3 separate regions of the Mus musculus genome follow, and regions 2 and 3 are each linked to region 1. A link is a loop called in an ENCODE intact Hi-C map of the cell type or tissue named here. Cell type or tissue: gastrocnemius. All regions are shown on one strand.

Region 1 (8,000 bases):
CAGTTCTTCCTGGGAGATGGCTGCCTGGGCCTCTGGGGCCCGTTCCTCCTGCTCCATCTTGTCGAGCTTGGGCAGGGCCTGGCGTTCCACCTCGGGCTTCCTTCCCGACTCAGCTGCTGCCTCCAGCGACTTTTTGTGCATCCCTAAAAAGAATTGTTGGTATTCGGGTTTAGAAAAGCGCCTGGGAAAGCCATCTTGAACTGAAAACAGCAAAGATAGAGAGAGGCCAGAATTAAGGAGGAGCAGAAAGCCGCCTTTCTTCACATACCACAGTCAAGTCCCACAACTGGACTGGGGGTGGGGGGTGGGGGTGGGAGGGTGCCTAACAAGGGTGAAATTTCAGGCCAATAGCTGCGAACCAAGCCTTCTACATCAAACTCTGAGCACCCCCACCCCACCCCTCACACCCTGTTCCGTACTTCCAGGACATGGCCCTATCCCTCTGTTATAGGACTTCAGGCCTTAGGACCCCTGAGATAAGCTGATGCTGTTATCACAGGCCTGGAGGGCAACTGATGGGATTTGTCAGATGGGGAGGTTTGGGGCAAAGAAGTTCTTGGGCAAAGCTAGAGAAGTGACCAAAGGGACACAGGAGTCCCCTCAACTCACAAAAGGGAGTATTTAATTTACTATAAACCCATCTCTAGTCAGGGAGAAAGGACTCCAGATTCTAGGGCAAGGGCCATGTTCTCCTCACGCTGCCAGTGTGAGGAGCCAGTGATTCTAGAGTGGCAGTCCTGACACCCAGTGGGTAGGTCAAAGGACAGCCCCAGAAAGACAGGTTGGCCTGCTTGGAAGACCTCAATGCCATGGGGTCATAGTGGCCCAGGTCTCCCTACCCAGTGTTCGGATTCCTCCCCGAGTAGAGCCCGCTCTCCTCACCCCAGGGGCAGGGCCCCAAGGAGGGCACGGGCTCTTACCCAGTAGCCATGGGGCACAGGAATCCATTATGCCATCCTTGGCAGACTTGAGGATAGACTCTGGCAGGGGGATCGAGTGCCTCACCATGGCTCCATAGAGACCATACTCAGCCATGACGCTGCTCCGGCCCCAGCACTTCTCCCTCTTCCTCCACTTGGCTCTGCGGTTCTGGAACCACACCTGGCATGGTGGAGAAGTGGTTAAAGCTTCACTCTGAGAGACTCCAGGCCCAAGGCCCCTCCCTCTGTCTGCCTCAGGGTGGGGGAGGGGGTGGTTGTTAATGCAACTCGCCTCCTCCACAGAGTCAGAGTCTCAGACTAAGGGGGGTATTCAGAATGTTGGCATCAAGACTCGAGGCTACCATGGGCAAAATGGGTCCATTTGTTGTTTTAAGTCAAAGTCATTCTAGGAAGATAGGCTAGGGACACTTTCAGACAAGGCCCAGCAGGTGGGCAGCATCCAGTAAGGGCCTCAGTTTGCAGCTGAGGTGTCCGAACAGGTGCAGAGGATCCTGCAGACACACCTTCAGGGTACAGGTGTGTCCTGTCAGCTATGGCGTTCTGGCTTGAATACCACGTAGGCCTGACCCCATTCTAAGATTACAACTTCATGTTGGGCCACATTTATAGATACCCAACCTACAGGCCATGGCTGTAAGAGACCCTCTGGTTTACAAAAGGACAGATTCCAGGGGCTGGAGAGACAGTTCAGTGGTTAGGAGCATGGGTTCTTCCAGAAGACCTGGGTTTGGTTCCCAGCACTTACAAGAGTTCACAACCTTCTTCGACTCTAGTTCTGGGGGTCTGACACCCCTCATCTGGCCTCTGCAGGTACCAGGCACCCAAGAAGTGCGCAGAGATACATACACACAAGCAAGACTCCCAAACACACACAATGACATAATAATTTTTTTTAAAGACCAAATCCCCTGGCCCTATTCTTCACCCCAGACCAGGAAGAGCCCAGAATATGAGCCCAGAACAGCCCGTGCACTTCCAGGTGTCTGTGAGTCTGGCAGCAGGTGGCAGGCTCTCCTTGAACACTCACCTGCCACATTTTCCTGCCCTCTCCCAGCTGAGTCACCATAGCCCCCCACATACCTTGCTCCCCACCATTCCAGGCCTGACATTGAATGTAATTTTGACCAAGTGGGTGACATTCCTGGGTCAGGGAAGGAATATGACATTCTATAGTATTGAGGCAGAGAAGAGCTTGGTAGGTGACACCCTAGGGACTGTATATTTGGTCCCTGAGTTAACTGGTACAGGCTGAATCTGAAAGACACTGGGGTCCCCTGGGGTCGTCTGCAGCTGCATCATCATCATCATCATCATCATCATCACCATCATCCTGTCACCGTGTTACAATGCCTTTGCAGCCTCCAAGAGGAAATCCACGCATCCAGACTGTTCAGGGGATCAGGATGTCTCCGTATCCCCCAAACAACCTTCCTGAGACCAGCTACTGACAGAGCCCAGAATTTCCCCAGCCTTGTCCTAAAGGAAGGCTGATGCCCTCCGGGAATCTAATGGGCCTGAAAGTCTCCCGGGTGCATCCAGTCCCATCTGGATCTCAGGATAGGAAGCTAGGAACAGAAAACCAGTTTTCTGGGTGCTTTCCACCCACTCGCCTCTGGCGCCCCCGCCCTTCCCTGCGGGCCCCTCCCCCGCCCTGGGCGGCCACGGTATCAGCTTTTGATGAAAAATTGCTCCGGCTCTATTCAGGAGGCGGCAAAAGAAGAGTCACCCCCAGGGGCAGCCCTGGGCTGATTGAAAAATAAGTTAATTTCAGTTTGAATCGATGGGCCTCAGGCACTGAAATATCACGGGAAATTAAAGCGGCTTCTCTCCTGGGAGCCACGGCATTGACCCGCACTAATTAATGCTGGGGAGGCAGCGATCGCCTTACCACGAGCTGCTCCCCCTCCCCGGGGGACCCCAAACACTTCTCATTTAACTAATTAGACGGGGAAAATTGGGTGTTAATTTGTTTAGGATTTTTCCCCCCCTCTTCCACCGCCTCTCCCCCGGCAGCTCCCTCCCCGGCCCCCGCCCGGTGCGGGGGGCGCGGAAATGAATGCGGGGCTCGCCGGCAGATGGCTGCCCCGGTCACTCTGCAATCTTCTCCGACTTGATTGCTTGATTAGGTCGTTAGCACATTAAAAAAAAAAATTGCTTGCCGTCTGGCGCTGGCGTGATGAGTGGGACGCGCGGCAGCGCCTGGGTAATTTATCTTTTTATACGGCAAAGAATTTGATTTCAATCTGCAGATATATGGGGCGCCTTTGACACCTGTTTAACTTCGCGCCGCTGACAGCTTAACCCTTAGCTGCCTGGGCACCCAGGAGCCAAGGCTCGGACGCGGGGCTCCAGAGGCCTTGCTCAATGGCGCTTCCCGCCATCACCGGCAGATGGCGCAGAGGGAGCAGATCGTCACTTGGGCCAGCCACACCCAGCAGGGGGCGCTCCTGGTGCTACCCAACTATATTGGTGAGCTACAGGAATGCTCTCTTCCTGCAAGGAAAGACCACACCTTTCAAAACATCTTCTAATTAATCCATATAGCTGTGTTTGGGGATCTCTTCTTTGCAAATAACCAGGAGTCTCTAAAAGTAGGAAAAGGCTGGATGCAGTAATACATGCCTTTGATCCCAACACGGGAGAAAAGCAGATGGGTCTCTGTGAGTTCAAGGCCATCCTAGTCTACATGGTGAATTCCAGGCCAGCCATGGTTACATAGTAAGACTGTCTGAATAAAATACAATAAAAATGGGAATGCCACTCCTCAGAAGCCATGATTATCTCCAAGCTCTCAGAGACCAAAAACTTAGAAAGCCATCACTGGACCTTCCCTGGGTGTAGCATCTTCCAGAGAGCCACACTTTTCCCACACATCACTGATTGGAATCTGCAATTTAGGTTTAGATCTGGGGACCCAGAAAGCAAAGATCTAAGACTTCCAACACTTTGGGAAACTGCCAAGGAATAAGAGTTTTTATAAAGTTACATCCTCTAGATAGCTACCCTCTGAGCAATAGTGTTGTGAGCCACGAAGATGGCCTACTTGTCTGACCCTGGCCTTACTCCCCAAGGCTGCCTGCCGGTTCTCCTGGGTATCTGTCCCACTGTCTGCCCTCTGGGGCGGGTCTTCTTCCATCTCCCTCCTATTAACACTTAGTCCCCCTATACAAAGTACTCGCTTGTTTTAAACTATCTTCTCCCAACAGAGGCAACATCTGAAAGGACCCACCTGTATAAGTGCCTTCTGGTTCCCTCAAGCCCTCAGACAAGACAAGGTAGAATAGATGGTGACAGATTCCAACCACCAAAAATAGGACTGGGAACCGCAGGGCTCCTTAGCTACACCACCTGCAGCCAGAGGCTGAGACTTTTAAAAGTATGTGTAGCCTGGACTGGAAAGACTCTTAGTAGGGTTTTTTTTTTTGGGGGGGGGTGTTTATTTGCTTTGGGTTTTTTGTTTTGTTTTTGTTTTTTTGTTCTTTTTGTTTGTTTGTTTGTTGTTTTGTTTTTTCGAGACAGGGTTTCTCTGTATAGCTCTGGCTGTCCTGGAACTCACTCTGTAGACCAGACTGGCCTCGAACTCAGAAATCTGCCTGCCTCTGCCTCCCAAGTGCTAAGATTAAAGGTGTGTGCCACCACTGCCAGGCTTTGCTTTGGTTTTTAAGACAGGGTTTCTCTGTGTAAACTTGCTGTCCTGGAACTCACTCTGTAGACCAGGCTGGCCTCAAACTCATAGAAATCCAACCGCCTCTTGCTGGGATTCAAGGTGTTCCTTACCACCACCCCTGGCTGAGACAGCTAATAGTTAAGAACATGTGCTGTTCTTACAGAGGACCTGAGTTCAGCTCTCAGCACCCACAGCCTCCTGTAACTCCAGCTCCAGAGGTAGCCCATGTTCTTTTACGGCCTACCCAGGCACCCAGGTAGATAAAAACAAATCTGTGACAAAAGTGTATGTAGCCAGTCCTGGAGGCTCGACCCTGTAATCCCAGAACTTGGGAGGTAGAGACAGAAAGACAAGGAGTTCAAGGCCAGCCCTGGCTACACGGGATGTTTAAGACCACCCTGGGTCAAATAAGCGCTTGTCTCAAAACTGAAGAAGGAAGGAAGGAAGGATACACGTACCACATGCTAATACCGCTCTGCCCAGGAGCCCTAACTACCATCTCCCCCAGCCTCAGTTCCTACAGCAAACACACCCTTACCCACACTAAGAGACACCCAGAAATGGTACAAGGCCTGGTCTGCTTTTGCCACCACGTGAGCTTTGATGCTAAAATGATTGAGGACCTTTCCATTTTCAGCACAGTCTGGATTAGAGATTCTGGAGACAGCATCATGGAATGTGCAAATACTAGAATGTGTCTGCCAGCCCTCCATGGAAGGTGCATTCCCCTGGGTGGTCCAGGCATTCCGGAGGTGCTGGAGACACAGTGGGGCTGAGAGGTAGAAAGGACGAATTAGGAACTAAAGACGGGGTATAGGCTTGTAGACCTGTTCTGGGCTCATAAACAGAACCCCCCCCCCCTTTCGGGTTCTCCTCCAGCAAACAAATCACTGGTGTGAAGGTCAGCTTTCCCATGACACTCTCCCTGGGGAGCATGCGCCAGCTGGTGGCTCGAACTCCGGTCCTCAATTATGAGTTCCTGGGATGTCTGGCTCCTCATGAAGACCAGATGAGGCTGCAATTTATGGAGGAAACCTGGACAAGCCAAAGCGATTTTGCTTTAGGGCAGCTGGCATCAAAAATGATGACTGCCTTGGAGGGAAGCAGACAAGGGATTAGTAAGCCATTTTCATGCTTTTCCTCCTCTTGTCTTGATCCAAGTAACCATCGTGTGCACTGAGTTTAAAAGCCACTATGCTTGGCCTGGAGGGGTGGCTCAGCAGTTAAGAGTACTGGATGTCCTTCCAGAGGTCCTGAGTTCAATTCCCAGCACCCACATGGTGGCTCACCATCATCTGTGATGGAATATGGTGTTCATATGGGATCTGATGCCCTCTGTCATGCAGGCATACATGCAGATTACACACACTGAATATACATAATGCATCGAATATACATAAGTAGATAAATAACTCTTTTTAAAAAGTCACTAGACTTGATCTTAGCCAAGAGCAATCAGAACTCAAAGGTGCTACGTGATCTTAGGTTTTTCAAATCAAAATCTGCAGTTGGCCTTTGGTAACGTGAGTTCAACATTCCATGTGTATTCTGCAAATGATGTATATGCACGTGCAAGCACCCATGTATGCACACATGGGGGTCCAGGTACCTTTCTCTGTCACACTCTATCTTTTTTTTTGTTGTTGTTGTTTTTGTTTTTTTTTTCAAGACAGGATTTCTCTGTGTAGGCCTGGGTATTCTGAAACTCACTCTGTAGATCAGGCTGGCCTCAAACTCATAGAGGTCCACCTGCCTCTACCTCCCATGTGCTGGGATTAAAGGCATGGACCACTACCATCTGGCCCACCTTATGTTTTGAGACAGGGTTTGTCAATAAACATGGAGCTCACAGATTGCCTAGACTGGCCAGCCAGTGACTTCTATTCCATCTTTACCTCTCAAAAGGAGAATCACAGATACGTGTCACCTCACCCAGCTTTCTACACAGGTACTGGAGATCAGACTTGCTTGCACAGCAAACATCTTTATCCACTGAGCCATGTCCCTAGCCCTATACAGATGCTTGTATGTGTGCCATTATTCCCAAAGTAACCTAGTGTAACCATTGTTTACATAAAATTTACATCTATTAGATATTACAATAAACTGCTGGTTTAATACATTCATGTGGATGCATATACATTATGTACAAATTCTATGCTCCCCACCCCTAATTAACACATACTAGGCAGGTTTTCTGCCATTATGCTCCATCACCATCTCTGTTATTTTATAGAGAGGGTTCCTGAGGAGAAAGGCTAGAACTAACCCCGTATTCGACAATGAGGGACAATTGTGCTACATTTCAGGGCTATTTGAAGATTAAATGAAATAAGTGGAAAGTGCCTAAAATCAGTGCCTAAAATCATACAGATGGTGCTTAATCATTGCCAGCTCTTATGACTTCAAAGGAGACCCAGAAAATCAATGGGAGTCTGCCCCAAGGGCAGGTTAATCAGTGGCATTACCTGTCCCTCTGGCCTCCTACACTTGTCCTTTAGCAAAGCTGAACTTACCAATGATAGTTAGTGCAGCCAAAGGCAGAAGGCAAGAGTTAACTTCCAGGCTTCACTCTCCCTGCCCCACACACATGGATGAAACCCGGACCTTACAAATGCTCACTCATGTACATGCGAGCTGCACTCCAACCCTAAGACTTTCCTTTCCATCTCAGTGTGTGCATACGTGCGTGCATGTGTCTTTGTCACCATATGCAGCATGTCCGTGAAGATGCCCACAGGGACATCACATTCCCTGGAACCGGAGTTATAGGTGGTTGAGGGCTGCCTGACATTGGTGTTGGAACAGAACCCCGGCCTGCTTGCAGAAGCAAAATGCTCTTAACCACTGAGCCAGTTCCTCATGGAGCTTTCATGTTTTAATTCAGACAGCCTCTGGTTTCCCTTCTTGTCACCTGAAGATTCACCCAAACAGATCCCACTGAAACTCTACATTTCCCATTATAGACCAGGCACAAATGTCAGTGCAGGGGATTGGTCTGCTGCTGCTGTGTATTCTAATGCTAAATACTGGCCCCCAAGATCTAGTTGCCCTCCATCACCAAGAGGAAACTCCCAGGTACATGAGTTTTTGTTGTGTGAACCCTGTTCCCTGAGTTAATTGGTCAATAAAAAGCTAAAGCCTGTGACTGGACAGTAGATAGAGGTAGGCATAGAGGTTTTCAGTTACCTGGCTGGGTGTCTTGGGTAGAGAGACAGGAGAGAGAAGAAGAGCACAGAGAGAGGAGGAAGCCGCCATGAGAGGAGACAGACCATGAGCATGTGGCCAGGAGAAACAGCAAGTGACAAGGGACACGTGGCTGGGATCTAAGTTAGAATAGCTCCAAAATCTGCCCAGTCTAGGCTCACAGCTTGTACATAAAATGCCTGGAT
Region 2 (8,000 bases), 120 kb after region 1:
ACCTGCTGAGAAAACAGATATGTCCCATTATGCCATCTTTCTGTGGAGCTGGGGAATCGAACCTAGGGCCTCAAGTATGTTTGCCAAACACTCAATTGAGCCTCAGCTCCATCCCCTAAAGCTTGTGTGTGGAGGCCAGACTTTAGGTGTTTTTTAGGTGTTTTTCCTCAAAAGCTGTCAACCTTGTTTTTGAGACAGGGTCTTTTAACTAGCCTAGAATCTGTCAAGTAGGATGGGCTGGCCAGCTCGAAAGTCCCAGGGTCCCCTATTTTTTTTTTTACCTCCTCAGCCCTGGCTTTTGTAAAATGTGCATTCTGAGAACTGAACTCTGCTCCAAGTACTTTACTGACTAAAGTATGTCTCCGACTCTAAAACTTTATTGAAAGACAAGAACAAAACAAAACAAACACACAAACAACCACCAACCCTGGGAATAATAAATATTTTGGGGTCAGAAATATCACTTTAGCTCTGTTTTCTCATTCCATATCCAAAACAGACTTGTCAGAGTCAACTGTTCTCTTGAAAGACATCTTACCCCAACATCTGGTCTTTAACCTCTTAAAACAGTCAACCAACTGTTTTATTTTCCTAATCAAGAGATTTCTCTAGCTATATAAAAATGTACCTTTTAACAAACTATTAATTTAGATGTAATGGTTGGAGATACTTTTCATTTATATATGTCAATGTCATTATTTCTCTAGTACCCACAGCAAAGTACTTTGTATTCTTTTATAAAGTCTCATGCAATGTCATTTCTTCTCAGATTATATTTTCAACACAAGCCAGCAGACAAAACAAAGGAATTAATATTTTATCTAAGCCAGGAAATACTGTTAGGTTGGAATCTCCAGCTTATCAATAACTAAACATTAAAAAAAAACAACCAAAAACCAGAATATGCCCTTTTATTTCCCCATGAACACAATCATTCCTAAATTTAAAGCCTAGGAAGGGATCAACGTCCATCAACTCTATTGGAACTACTGTTTAAAATGAATCTGACAAACCTTCCCTGTTTTATCTCTCCAACCAATGACTGCAGTTCTACTCCAGACTGACAGGCATTCTCAGGGGCTCTGCTTCTACTGTATAGTTAATACTGAGCATTTAATTCTCCAACTACAAGCAAGACAGCCCAAAACATAAAACTTGGCAAATTGGCCAACATTTGCAAAGATGCACATGGCTTTAATCCAGCATTTGAGAGGCAGAGGCAGGCAGATCTGTGAGTTCAAGACCAGCCTCTCTACAGAGTGAGTTCCAGGACAGCCAGAGCTACATAGAGAATTCCTGTCTAGAAAAACAACAACAACAACAACAAACCTCAAAAAACAATAAAGATGCTTCTTTATGTTTTTAAAAGTGTATTTATTGTCTACAATGTTTGCATGTGTGTATGTGTGTGCATGTCCACAACTGGTGCCAGGAGAACATCAGATCCTCTGGAATTCAAGTTACAGGTGAGTTGCCATGTATGTGGGTGCTGGGAACTTGGTCCTCCCCAAGAACAGCAAGTGCTCTCAACAGCGGAGGCATTTCTCCAGCCCACTTTGGGTTATTACTGAGACAGCTGTCTTGCAGTCTTCCTTCCTTCTACAGTGCTGGAATGACAAGGGTGTGTGCCACAAAAGACACCAACCAAATCATCTCTTGCCCTTGACCTAACAGTTTTACACTCCTTTCTCTCCCAGACTTGTACTTCTGCAAGAACGTGCCAAAGTTGGAAAAAAACCCTAGCATTTACTTTTTAACCTCAGTCTTTACTGTGAAAGCTGACCAATTGTTTTTAATTGGCAAAATGACTCTTATTTAGAAACAGTATATTAAAGAATTAAAAAATTCTCAGGAAAACAGGGAATGAATCTTTTAAATAACTTCCATTATTTTTAAAATGGTATCTCAATTTCCCTAATTTTTATTAGTATTTTCCCTAAATAATATAAAGTCAGTTGTAATAGAAATTAACTATATTTGTATTTCCTTCCTGACAGTTACCTATGTTCCTACTCTCAAAACTAAAAATAAAACTGCTGATTTTATGTTTTCTTTTTTAAAAATATATTTATTTATTTATTGGGCAAGGTGTGGTATCACACTTTTAACCTCAGCTCTTGGGACAGAGCATGAGGTTCTCTGTGAGTTCAAGGCCAGCTCATGGTCTGCATAGGGAGTTCCAGGTCAGTTACGGCTACATAAAGGCCCTGTTCAAAATTGTACGTACAGCCGGGTGTGGTGGCGCACGCCTTTAATCCCAGCACTTGGGAGGCAGAGGCAGGCGGATTTCTGAGTTTGTAGGCCAGCCTGATCTACAAAGTGAGTTCCAGGACAGCCAGGGCTACACAGAGAAACCCTGTCTCGAAAAATCAAAAAAAAAAAAAAAAAAAAAAATTGTACGTACGCGCGCACACACACACACATGTATAGGCATACTTGTATTTATGTTTTGTATATGTGCACATGAATGACATCCTGCATATATGGAGGTCAGAGGGTCACTTTCTTATCTTATACTGTGTGGGTTCCAGGGACCAAACTTAGGTTATCAGACAATAAGCAGAGTTATCCATCCACTGAGCCACCTCACTGACCAATGTTCTGCTTTTTTATGCTTAGAACTGACCTTACATGTGAGGACTTTCTGTCAGTAGATGTTCTCTGATATTTACATTATTTTTAATGGCTGTGTTATCCTTTAAGAATACAGAACAGTTTACCTGGTTATCCCTCTAATTTCCATGGACCTATTTGGTCTTTCTGTGATTACAGCACTAGGGTCTGAACCCAGGATTCAAATGTTATCATTGAGATTCATCACATACACACACTACTTACTCTAAATATACATCTTCTTGGCTAACATATATTGTAGTATTATACAAAATGATACTTTGAAAGCAATCTTATCCTAATTGATTTATGCCCTGTCTGCTCTCCTCTATCCTGCCCCTCCTCCCCAAATCAGAAGGGAGTAAAAGACCAGAAGCATTTTATGGCAAAATCCTCTTTGTGAGTAAAACCATTTCAGATGCAATGTTGGGTTTATAAAATAACTTGACTAATGGATAAAAGATATGAATGCTTATAAGCCTTAAAGGTAATTTAAGGATTTGTGCATCCTAATTTGTTAACCAAGGGAAAAATGAGAAATACCGGCATGTTCTATTTCCCATTATCTTAATACATTTTAAACAAAATACTTGAAAGCTAAATTGACAATTTCTAATTATGAGAAATAACCTTGATCCTTTCAAAGTGGGGATCCTAGAGTTTATACTGTATTATTATCTAAACAGGAACACCACAGTAATGAGTATGGTGAGATGTTATGGTAATGCATGAAACAAAAGAAATCATGTTAAGTTTTGAATGGTATTTGAAAAAAAAAAGATTTATCAGCCATTTTTATAGTACCTTTGAATCAAGTTCCCAGGACTTATTTTTTAGGTTATAATAATTTAAATGTATCCCTTTTTTCCCTTGCAAGACACGGTCACAGGCTGACCTGAAAGTCAATAGCCAGCGAAGCCTGCCTGCCCTTCAACTCCTGATGCCTCTCCTATCACCTAGAGTCATTAGAGATGTACACTGCCAAGTCCAGATCTGAATTTATGCTCTCTTGATTCTCCAGCCTTAACTATAGAGATGATCAATATACATGGAAATGGGGGTTACTTTCACAGGTGTTTTTGTCTATCACAGACAATGAAAACAAATTCTAATTCCTGATGTTAGTAGGAAAGGAGAGGTGGGAAGCGCCTTTCTGGGAGATGAGATGCCCATGCATTTTCTCTAACCACATAGAAATTGCAGTCTTCATTCTTAAGATGAACTAAATTGGTGCAGATACAATCCAAAGATAGCTATGCAGCAATTTTTTGGTACCAGTTACTGTCAGTTCACATTTAGATGACTTTTGCTGTGTTAATCAAGCATCTTATCTCCCTTTCTGACTTCCCCGTCACTAATGAGACCCTGAGCAGTGTGAGAGTCTGGGATGTGCCTCACCTAGCGCATCATTTGTCTAGCATGCACAAGATCTTGAGTTCAATCTCTGCATCACATAAACCAAGCGGGCCTGGTGGCTCGCACAAGTGATCCCAGTCTTCATCAGGAGAATTAAGTTCAAGGTCTTCCTCTGTACACCCGAGTTTGAGGTCAGCCTCGGCTGCAATGAAACTGCCTCAACAAAACAAAACAAGCCAAGCCCTAGCATGCTGAAGTCTAACTTCACCTCATCTCCTAAGGTGAGTCTAGATGCTTGCCCAGAGCTTGAAGATACACTCTGCGCTGTCCTCCATTCTCACGTCCCTTAGAGCTCCATCCTCAACTTCCTGCCTCTGGGCTCTCAAAACCCATTCCGTCTGACATTACCCGGGATTCCTACAGGCGTGTGACTGTCCTATTAAACAGTCTTCAGTGGTAGACATTTTAGGAAGAGGAAAATAAACTTAAGGTGGCTCAAGCCGTTAATCCCAGCACTTAGGAGGCAAAGGCAGGCAAATCTCTGTGAGTTCGAGCCCAGCCTCCTCTTCAGAGTGAGTTCCAGGACAGCTAGGGATACACAGAGAAACCCTGTCTCAAACAAACAAACAAACAAACAAACAAACAAACCAAAACAATGATACAAACAAACAAAAAACCTAAGCAGGTGCCCCTGTGTATCTATATGGGCAAGTATAAATCCATGAATAAAGGGAATAAAAGGAGCCAAGAGACATCAGATGTTTACAGCAGTCACCTCGTAGTGATAAGCTATGGTTGTATCTTATGCTGTTCTAGCCTGAGTTCTACCATCTGGGGTCCTTGGAAACTCACTTCTATCACTCACACCATTCAATACAGTTGTTGCTTCCAAAACTCTACTTAACTCCTAATATTCAAACCACCTATGTTCCCTTCCATTTCTACCCATGAAGATTCTACATGTTCTTTAAAATTCATTTCCATTGTGGTGGTGGTTGTTGGTGGTGTGTATGTACACCCATAGGTGCACATGCAGAGTCAAGATAGCTTTGGGTGTCCTCTTCTGTCATTCTCTGTAGTAAGAATTCTGGGATTCTGTTTTTTTTTTTTTTTTAAAAACACAGAGATATTATAAGAATGTGCTTTCGGGGGCTGGCAAGATGGCTCACCAGGTAAAAGCACTGACTGCTCTTCCGAAAGTCTCCCTCTCCTATCTAGTGCTAGAGAAGAAATGGGCGGGGGGAGAAGAACCCACAAAGTGGCACAGACCAGCTACAATACTCCACTTTATTATTCTCTTCACACAGTGTGCAGGGAACATGACGCTGGCCACTGAGGGAACAGAGAATTCCAGTATCTCCTGTTCCTATAACGTAATACTGGGGTTACAGACACACATGGCTGAGCCTGGTTTTTTTATGTGGGAGCTGGGGATGTTTATTCAACAAGTGCTCTTATCCACTGAGCCATCTCCTCAAGTCTTACCCCCACCCTCCAAAAACCTCAAAACTCAGAGCTTCTCTGTGTCGTCCTGGCTGTCCTGAAATTTGCTCTGTAGTCCAAGCTGGCCTAAAATCCAGAGAATCATAAAGGTATGGACCGTCTCCACCCAGTGAGTCTATTATTCTCAATGTTTCAAACAGTGCTACAATGTTCCTTTTTCTTGCCTGGGGCAGACATCAGTAACTGAGTATCTGACTTCTCTAGGAGCTGGAAAGATGGCTCAGCCTTGCACTGTCTGCTCTCCCAAAGGTCCTGAGTTCAAATCCCAGCAACCACATGGTGGCTCACAACCATCTGTAATGAGATCTGATGCCCTCTTCTGGAGCATCTGAAGACAGCTATAGTGTACTCACATGTAATAAATAAACCTTTAAACTGACTTCTCAGAAATCAGAATCCTCAATTCAGTGGTTCTAGACAGGCCTTACTGATCAATTTATACTGACATAAAAGGAAGCATATTTGCTCTTCCTGTAGCAGCTTACACTGCCCTCTTCTCTCCAAAACAATGACTTCTTTGTTTTCTTACAGAACTCATCTCTCTAAGGTCTATTAAGAGTTATTACTTACCACCTCTCCCCTCCCTCATAGATTTGAATGTGCACAGTGAAGTGATGGTATTTTATTCAGCCTCATGTCCCTCCAGAGCCTGTGTGACATCAATAGCTGCTGAATGGGACTTCTTTTCTCTCTCTTTCTTTCTTTCTTCCTTTCTTTCATCAGATCATTCAAAATGACTTAATGTTTAAAAACCTTATTTTAAAATACTTTAATTTTTCTTAAGGACAACTAGCCCAAGTTTATTCTATCAATTTTTTATTTTTTATTTTATCAATTCTTGTTTTCATTTAACATGGCATTGCCTGATAGTGCAGAATAACACAGCCGAGTCTAAGACTGCAAGACAGACTACAGACTACAGTAAGAGAGGCACCCAGGCGAGCCCATTCTTAGAGCCTTTATCCAAGGATGAGAATGGAACTGAACAATCACACCTTTAGAATGTTGACGATCCAACCTCTGCAATTCAGTACAAAATACTACTTTGGATAATAAAAAAACTAAAGGACTCTGAGCATCGAAAATATACATTATTTCAAAAGGGAAATGAGTTTTAAAAAATGAGATGGAGCAATGAAAAAAAAGGAATGAATGAAAAGAAAAAGAAAAAAAGGAAAAAGTTAGACAAACAGTCCGATAAACCCCACAAAAACTGCTTTACTGGCTAGAGCAAACAGGGCCGGAGCGAGCAAAAGTCCTGAGTTCAATTCCCAGCAACCACATGATGGCTCACAACCATCTGCACAGCTACAGTGTACTCATATACATTAAATAAATAAATAAATAAATAAACAAACAAACAAACAAACAAATAATTTTTTAAAACCTGCTTTCCCTAAATCAAAAGCCCAGTTCAAGCAGTATGGCAGATTTAGAAGGACTGTAAGACCTATGCTGCCATCTAGAGGTGAGATACGAGATGATTTTTTTTTTCCTTTTCACCAAGGACACAGACACAGTACAGCCAGTATTGAATAGGTCATATTATAAAAGCCAGACAAGAAACCTTGACACCAAAGAAGTAATCCTAGAGTGTAGAGTCACAGTTAGCCTCCTTTAATCACAGATTAAAACTTGAATTCAACAGGGCTAACTGTCCTTAGAGCTAGATAGACACTGTGGTCCATGCCTCTGAATCCTAATACCTGGGAAGCGGAAGTAGGAAAACTACCTTGAGTTCAAAGCCAGTCTGGCTATACAAAGCAATATCCTGTCCCATAAGCAAAGTATGTAGGAGGAGAATAATTTCTCAATATAGTTAGCTACTTTTCAAAAACACATGCACACAGGGTACTAATAGAAGAGTTTGGAAACATTGGTTTTTTCTTTGGTACAACCACTTTATACCATACATTGGTACAAACTTCAACAATGTAATTAATTGAGTGAAGTAACAGGTTTAAATGTGGGCTGGCCAGATACCTCAGTAGTAAAGAACTCAGCATACATTACTTGTATAGGATATGATTTGGTTTCCAGTTCCCGTAGCAGGTGGCTCACCATGACCAGTGACAGCAGTTCTGGGGCAGCGGCTGCTTCTGGCCTCCTTGGGCACTCAGAAGCATGCATGCACACATATATGCAGTTAAAAATGAAATAAATCCTTTGCAAGTTCAAAATGAAGTCTCAATTATTGTTTTTACATAAAATGTTGCTTTTTAAAACTCTAAGAATCTAGCCAAATAACAATCTCACTCAAACTGCTAAACGAACATGCATGATTAAAAATTATCTATGAACTCACCAGTCTTTAACACCATACTAAATGCTTTCTGCCCAAGATCAGAAAGACAAAAAGGACATCTATTCTTACCACTTCTATTCACCACTGTGGTGAAATTTCTAACTAAGATAATGAATGTGTTGTGTGTGTGTGTGTGTATGTGTGTGTGTCTGTGTGTGTGTGTGTCTGTGTGTGTGTATCACAAGATCTACAAACACTACTCCTCATCATTAAAACACCAATT
Region 3 (8,000 bases), 110 kb after region 1:
TGTGTCATCTACAAATCACATTTTCTTTTGTTAAATCGTGAGAATTGCCTCTAACTTAATTTCACATAGGCCTTCCATAATCATTCAATCTATAAAAGCCTCTTTTAGGCAGCGCTATGTATGTCAAACACAATAAAAAAGTCTAGTCCCTGATTCACTAATCCCTGCTGTTGTGTAAAACAAAACATTACCAATTCCCTCTCCCCTTATTTCTTAGAATCTGCTTTGTTAAATATACGGAAATCAGAAAACTAAATACTTCTCTTTTCCATGCTAGAAATATCTATCACAGGCTTTTCGCCAACAATTTAAAAAAATTGAATATTTCTAGGATATCAGCTTATTCCCTAAAAATTAAAAAGAATTGAGTTTTTTCCCTATTTATTTTCATTTTAAAAATAGCAAATCGAAACAAGAAATGTTGAAAAACCTCTCACAAGGCCCGAGGCCCATCACCGCCTCCTTAGGGGCGGCCACCAGGTTTTAGGAAACGATTTTCCACAGGGTTCTTGACAATCTGGTTCTTCCTTGCCAAATCCCAACCCCCACCACCACCCCCCAACCCCGACCCCAGTTGGTGTGTGTGTTTCTTTGTAGCCCTGGCTATCCTAGAACTCACTCTGTAGACCAGGCTGGCCTTGACCTCAAGAAATCTTTGCCTCCATTAGTTGGGACTAAAGGCTTGCTGTCTCAACATACTTTTTAGTACGTTTAAGAGTTTATTCCCAGTCTGAAGTATACTCATTCCACTGACACGCAAATGCCACCAAGTATCGTTTCAAGTTTCACCTCTCCCAAGAGTCATTGCTGACTTCTTTACCTCACCATTCCTCCTTTGGGACCTACAGAACACATGCTCAGAGAACACGCATGTGGGGAGATGAGCAGGGTGTGAGAGGCAAGGGATGTAGAGTAGACGGCCACGTTACAGACGGTGCTTTACCCTAGGGACAGCAGAGAGCCACCGAGGGACTGGGGATCTGAAGGGAATGGGGTCGCCGGTCCATTGGTTTCAGAACTATTCTAATTGTACAATGTGGTGGATATTGGAGAAAAGATCAATTCTACAGCTAGTTTGGCTAGAAGAGACGATCCAAAATAAAGAGTCCCTGATAAAGCTTGCTGTCAAGAAACAAGTAAATAAACTCAATATTCTGGAGGAAAATGATAGCTACTTGGATGAGTATGTTTGTTGTAGCAAAAATAGCAAATAGTCAAAGCTGGAGTTCAGATTTTAGCACAAGAATGCAGTGGCACTTACAAAGAATATTGGATCTAATAGAAAAACAACAAAAACAAAAATGCTATGCAATCCCTTGGGACCCCACACCTAGATGAAGAGCTACAGAAAATTAATGACTACTGAGAGAGGGAGCAACAGTCTCCCCAAGGGATGAGACCCTAAATGGTTATTCAATATCAAGAGAGCAGCCCTAAAAACACACATACAAGCAATACTGAACTCAGCAAGTTGTATTTATGTGTTTCTGCGGATGCACGTGTGCACACACAGACACACATACACACAAGAACCAGCCCTTCTATCAGTAGTCTGTAGATCAACACTGCAGCCAAAGCTCCAGTGTCACTCTCGAGTGTCACTGAGAAGGCTGCCTGTCCACTGTAAAGCTAGAGACAGGTGACTGGCCTCCCTCAACCTCTGTATTTGTTAAACTTAACCAAAGGCCATGGAGAAAGCCCATTAAAGAACAGTAGCATTCACTAGCAATGAAATATTTTTTTTAATGTGCTGTTCTTTTAAAAGACATTTTCCTCTATGTCTAATAGTGACGTTTGACAGCTGCTGACGTCAGCAAAGGCAGACAATTTTCTCTGTTTTCTTGTGTAGCTATGTACTCCCCACCCCAACTCAAACCATGTTCTGGTAGGAAATGTTCTTAGTAATACTGAGCTCCTTAGCCTCAGCAATCACAGAGCCCACTTCCATCAGACAGATCTAGAAATTGCACCTTGTTTTGACTTGAGCAGACACAGAGGTGAAACTTTCTGTACTTAGATTGCATAAAGCTGACAAAAGAAAAAAAAGTTTGTATGAAAATAGATGTCAACTACAGGCATTCACTAAGGAAAAGAGTTTTAAGTTCATAAAACGGGATGTAGGTAGCAACAAGTTAAGTGAATAACCTAAGATCCTGTTAGTTATCTTAGAGTTCTGTGTTATAGAGGATATGATAGCCCGGCAGTACAACTTTCCCAAAGAATTAGGTGACAGAGTAGTTTTACAAGATTATACCGTGAAGAATAAGTTGATGTGATAGAAAAGGTGTTAAAAACTAAAAGGGGACCCTCCTGTTCTAAAGGTCAAGAATGACTGGAGTCACAGGCCACACCCAAACACAACAGTTAACCCATTGCGGATTAAGAAGAAATTCTACACTAAGACAAAAGGAATGGTAAAAATTAAAACTTTTTGATAATTTTTTTTGTTAACAGTCTTACTATATAGCTCAGGCTGACCTGGAATCTATTTGTAGACTAGGCTGGCCTTGAACTCCCGATCCTCCTGAATACTGAGATTACAGATGAGCTACCACACCCAGCAGCCCCCAGAGAATTTCAAATTTCATTTGGGCCTTTTCTTTAAAAAAAGATTATTTTTCATCATGTTTCTGAAAAGAACTCAATTCTGTATCTCCATTAATCTCCCCACTCCCATCTACTGGTAGATGGCTGTGGTCAGCTGTGGCCAAAAATGATGACAATCAGCATAAAGACCAAAAGGCACGGGGAAATCGCCAAATGACTCCACTAGTACCTGGGCCGTGGCTGACGAGAACCTGAGTTTATCACCCGTCTTCTGTTTGTATTTCCACACACTGGCTTTTTAAAGAACATCACTGAAGGCTCAGCGTAGGCAAGGAGTTCTGACCCTGAAGGGTCTACTTAACTATCAGGTATACTAGAAGGAAAACATTTGGTCTGCAGTCCCACCTATTTAAAGGGAAGTTCTTTTAATTTTCACTTTCTTCCCAAAATGCTATTAAATAACAGACAAGAACCGCCAAAGGCATTCTAAAAAGCAACCTCTCCCTACCTCCTCACCCCACCCTCCCTGCCACACATACCTTTTTTTGAGACTGTCTCGTCATGTAGCCTCAGCCTGTTTGGAATTTGCTATTTAGACCAGGCTAAGGCTAAGTTATACAAATCTGCCCGCCTCTGCCTCCCAAGAGCACGAGGAAACTGAAGATGTGTATCACCACACCTTATCAGCTTCTAAAACGCCTTCTTAAAGGCAGGTGACATTGAGACGTTTTCTCTAAGAGCGCCTTTCTCATGGTGAATGGCTGCCAGCATACCACTTTAGGCAACTGGAACCATTGAGAAGACAAGGCAGAGACAGTCTTTATTTTAACTTTAGCTAGAAATGAGTGTTCTGCAAGAGAAATTGCATCTTAGAATGCTAAGAAAAGGCGGGGGTGGGGGGAGTCTAGGATCAGCAGTGATAGGAAAAGGAAGGGATCTCAAAGGCATTGTTGTAGACAATGACTTTAGAAACGAAGAATTCTTCACATTTAATGTGCAACGAAGACCCCTAAGCTGTGTCTTCATTTAGGGGGTGAACATTACTTGTCCACGTCCCATCCAGCACCACAGCTTGATCCTAGGGCGTCATCGGACCACACACAAGCAAGTGAGCAAACAAGAGAGGCCAAGGTCCAGCATCAATTCCTAGCAAGCATCCCTACCTAATCTAGCAAGCTAATGCAAATCAAAGCAAACACTGCGGTGCCGCTGGGAGTGAAGCCTGTACCCTTCCCCAGAGAGGCCTGTAAAACAGGACAGTCACTGACAGCAGTACAATTACTGACACAGGTACAGACTTTATGGACGTGTTTATCTCCGCTGTAAATCCACTCTCTCTCCACTCCGATTCACGAGTCATAAAGAAATTGCAGATAATGAAAAAGTTGGGGAAATTTACAGCATGTCGGAAACCTCAGACAGCCAGAAGAAATTAAAGAGCTGACTAGGGATAAATCACACAGGTACAATTAAAACTTCCCATAGACCTCTTCATTTCCAAAGTGAGGCACAAGCCAATGGAGCTGATGAAAAGTTGAGGTCATGACTCCTCAGGCTGCAATCATCTCTTAACTAACTGCATGTTAACAATCAGCTAATTCGTAGGTCATGTGCAAAGGCTGACTTCTTGCTGCTCTCTTGATTTCCTCTTCTCTCCACTAGAAGCACCCACAGAGCAATTCTGCCTGTGAACAGGCCAAATTGCAACAGGCAATAAACAGAAAGGTGATGTCCCCCCTTCTACGCCATCTCTGTAGGTGTAGGACATCTTTTACCGCCCTGAGCAAGGATTGAGCATTAAAATGAGAAAGTGGAGCTACAATGAGTGAGTAAATTGGAGTTTTCTTGTTCCCCAATAAATAACCATTCTGAAGTTTTCATCTGACCTCTTTTCAACAGTCCAAAGGGGATTTTAAAGGCCTGTTAGGGTTGATACTTCTGGCGATACTTGGCTTTGCAGCAGTTAATGTGACCATCTCTGCATGTGCTGTCTGATGTGATAACTGATGTGCAAGTCTGGTTTCAATAAAGTAAATCAGAAAAAAAAAAAAAAAACCCAAAGAAGTAATGCCTATTCCTTAAACAACAGGCTTAAGAGACCCTACCACTAAAGCCGAGAAGGGTGGATTTGGGGTCCCTTTATCCTCTAAGGCCTTTTGTAAAATCCTGAATGAAGAGAAAAGGAGGATTCTACCACAGGCACTCTCTCCTCACCTCTCCCAACTTAATTAGATGCAATATTGGCTGTTAAAAACATTAGGATCGCCCTCGGAAGATGAAATAAGAACACAGGCTTTCCTAACTGACTTCTATATAAAAGAGTGTCAATGGGGCTGCATCAAGTCAATGCTAAGACTGTGCATCTATATAGGATAGGTGCCAGCCAAATTAGCACTAATATGATTTGAATTATGAGTCCTATCAAGAAATAAAGGCTTAAAAAAAAAAAAAACAAAAGGTTTGGAGGATGGAACTGGCATGGTTTCGATTTTGCGACAATAGGACCCCTTGACGATTCCAAGTCCATTTTACACTTCAGAGAACCCAAATGTCATTTTCATTTTATATATTAAGATTTTATTCTCTAGAGGAATAACAGTTCTAAGAAACTTTACTAGTTTCAACCCACACAATCATTACCAATAGCTAGATCTCAATTGTATTTATCTGGTAAGTACAAGGCATGGTCTCCAAGCTGTTCTTGCTTTTAATGAGAAGCACTTTAAGCCCGAAAGTGTCCTAAGCATCAAATCAGTATCTAGTATCAACAGCTACTGTTAAGGAGAAGCAGTTTTATTTACAAGCTCCAAGAAGCAAATCACATTTTATCAAATGAGTATTAGAGTGAAGCCAAGAAACATAAGCTCTGCTCCTTTGCTGACAGGCAAGGCTACCCTGAATCACAATCAGAAGACCTGGGGTCTAATTCTAGATTTACAAATAACTACATGACCCCAGGGAAACCAGTTAAACCTTTCTTTCTATTCATTTATCTAGAAATAGGGTTTCACATATCCCAGGCTAACTTCGAATTCACTGCATAGCAGAGACCTTGAACTTCTGACCCTCCTGCTCCCTCCTCCCTAGTGCTGGGACTACAAGCATGCTGACCACCCTGTTATGTGATACAAAGGGTCAAAGCCCGGGCCCTGCTTTGTGTAACCTAGGCAAACATCCTATCAGAGTTACACTTCAGCCTCTATGTTCACAAATTTTAAAAGTACATTTAATTTGACCTAAGAAAAGATGATTGTTGCAGCATGATTTACATTAGCAAGATGCTAAAAATTACCTAAATGACCACTGAAATAATCACTCCAATAAAAAGTAAATGCTCATAGCCTACTATTCTGAAGTCTTCATAGCACATTAGAACAAGAAAACATGTGAGAGACTAGGAATGGTATAGTAGTGGACATGTAAAATTTTATCTGCATATCTGCATAATAACATGTATGAGTATGTATGCACACACGTCTTTCTTTCCTTCCTTCCTCCCTCCCTGCCTGCCTCTCTCTCTCTCTCTCTCTCTCTCTCTCTCTCTCTCTCTTTCTTTCTTTCTTTCTCTTCTCCCAGCCCCCACCACCAAGACAGGGTTTCTCTTTGTAGCCCTGGCTGGCCTCTGTAGACCAGGTTGGCCTCAAAATCAGAAATTCACCTCCCTCTGCCTCCCGAGCGCTGGGATTAAAGGTGTGCGCCATCACCGCCTGGTTTATCTGTCTTTCAATATGATATCACTTGGAAGGCATGTTTAGAGGGCTTGGTAAGATGCTTAACAGTGACTACTATATTATGATTTAATTTTAGGTAATTTTTGATTTGTTTATATTTTCTAGTATACATATAGATGTATATAATTTTTATAAGAGAAAAATCTTAACTCAAAAGTCTAATCTGTATATGACACTGACATTCAGTTTATGCTAATGAACTTCATTTCCTGCGACTAGAATTAGACACAGGAAGGGAAAGTGTGTGATTCAAACAGTTGCTCTCACCAATTCACAAACCTCACTGGTCACTGATTCCAATCTCTCTTTATGACAGAGTAATGGAGCCGTACTCCCTGATCCAAGGCCAATGTGCCTGTGCTCTCCACCCACCCCTTCAAGCCTCTCAAGAGACTTGCATTCTTCCCTTCACCCCATGTAGTCTGCCTTTGTCTTAAGAATTGAAACATTTTGGCCCCCGGAGACGCGACTCAACAGTTATGAGCACTGGGTGCCCTCCTAGAGGACCTGGGTTTGAGTCCCAGCACCTATAAGGTGGCTCATATCCAAAAGAAACTCTAGCTCAAGAGGATTCAATGCCTTCCTCTGGCCTCACTAGGCACCATGCACACAGTTGGTGCACCAACATACATGGAGACAAAGATTTCAAAATCTTTAAAAGAATTTAAGCATTTCAAGCCAATTGTCCTAGAGCAAACAGTAAATGCCGACTCCACTTCTTTCCTTGGCTATTACCTTCTCTTCCTGACAGGAGCCAAACCCTGAAAAAGCTGTCTACATTCTCCACACATTCCTCACTCCATTTAAATTCCCCTCCACTGGCTCCAGTCATCCATACACTCAGAGGCCTGGGAAATGGCTCCAACTATACTCAGTGCCACACTGCATATCAAAACCCAACCAAGAAGCCACAGTCCATAAAGCGCTCTACTCAAGACCTGCCTGCCCATCCCCAGCTCCTAGGCATAAAGGCAAGGGCAATGGCACACCCCTGAAATCAGTGCTCTGGGGCCCTGGCCCAATGACTAGCCAAAATGGGAACCCCAGCTCTTGTGAGAGATCTAGTCTCAAAAGCACAGGGGAGAAATGACGGAAGTTTACCCAACATGGAGCTCTGGTCTCTCCATGTATCACACGGATTTACAAATACATGCACACAAATAAACCGAACCTGTAACCTTTCCTTACAAATGTGTCCCCTCTCCATTAGCCCATCGGTTTTCTTTTTCTATTGTTTGTCTCGAAAAGCTTTCTTGAAACCTGCCCTGAAGATCATTACCAATAATCCCAGCACTCAGGGTGAAGGCAAGATGATCAAAAATTTGAGGCCATGAACTACATACATAACCTTGCCTCAGAAAACCCCAAATACACTCTTCACCCAAGAAGAAAAAACTTCTGCTAAGACACAAACTGAATGTATGTTGGAATTCCATTTGCTAAGTCTTGAGGAATGTATTATTACCGCTGAAGTAAGGCTAGACCTTTGAGTCCTTTACAGTCTCCTCTGAATCCCACCATTGCTGCAGTCTCGAGTATTCACGGATACTGGTCCTGTGGTGGTCCTCTAGCCCTTGCCCACGGCTCCTTCAGAGTAGATAGCTTCCTCATAAGAGTGTGCAGAGCAAACTCGGTCGCCTCCACAAGGACAACTCTCATCTGTCCTGTCTGTGTGACTCTGGCTCCTCCTGCTCCAAAGTCAGCTGTTTCTTCAAGACAGGG

Evidence for each region. A loop is a pair of places that touch in the nucleus more often than their neighbours do. Peaks named below come from ENCODE experiments on the same cell type or tissue, not always from the same donor. Only the 100,000 strongest peaks of a DNase experiment are listed, where the experiment ranks them.
Region 2: a loop joins it to region 1, with 5 times the contacts of the local background. A loop is called at or near these places in 20 of 42 quality-filtered maps.
Region 3: a loop joins it to region 1, with 3 times the contacts of the local background. A loop is called at or near these places in 7 of 42 quality-filtered maps.

Annotation. Positions count from the first base shown.
Region 1 is chr12:84,585,272-84,593,271 of GRCm38, reverse strand. It overlaps Vsx2 (visual system homeobox 2), which reads right to left. Exons shown (of 5, transcript NM_007701.3): 4 at 921-1,101; 5 at 1-143. Among named protein-coding and RNA genes, the nearest start is that of Vsx2, 19 kb to the right of the region's middle. In gastrocnemius, a CTCF peak has its summit at 3,368 (motif pointing right); DNase peaks (open chromatin) are centred at 2,589, 3,023 and 3,346; H3K4me3 peaks cover 1,078 bases; H3K27ac peaks cover 810 bases.
Region 2 is chr12:84,467,843-84,475,842 of GRCm38, reverse strand. All of the region lies in intron 5 of Lin52 (lin-52 homolog (C. elegans)), which reads right to left. Among named protein-coding and RNA genes, the nearest start is that of Lin52, 20 kb to the right of the region's middle. In gastrocnemius, a CTCF peak has its summit at 6,932 (motif pointing left); no DNase peak of the experiment used is centred here.
Region 3 is chr12:84,479,114-84,487,113 of GRCm38, reverse strand. All of the region lies in intron 5 of Lin52 (lin-52 homolog (C. elegans)), which reads right to left. Among named protein-coding and RNA genes, the nearest start is that of Lin52, 32 kb to the right of the region's middle. In gastrocnemius, no CTCF peak of the experiment used is centred here; no DNase peak of the experiment used is centred here.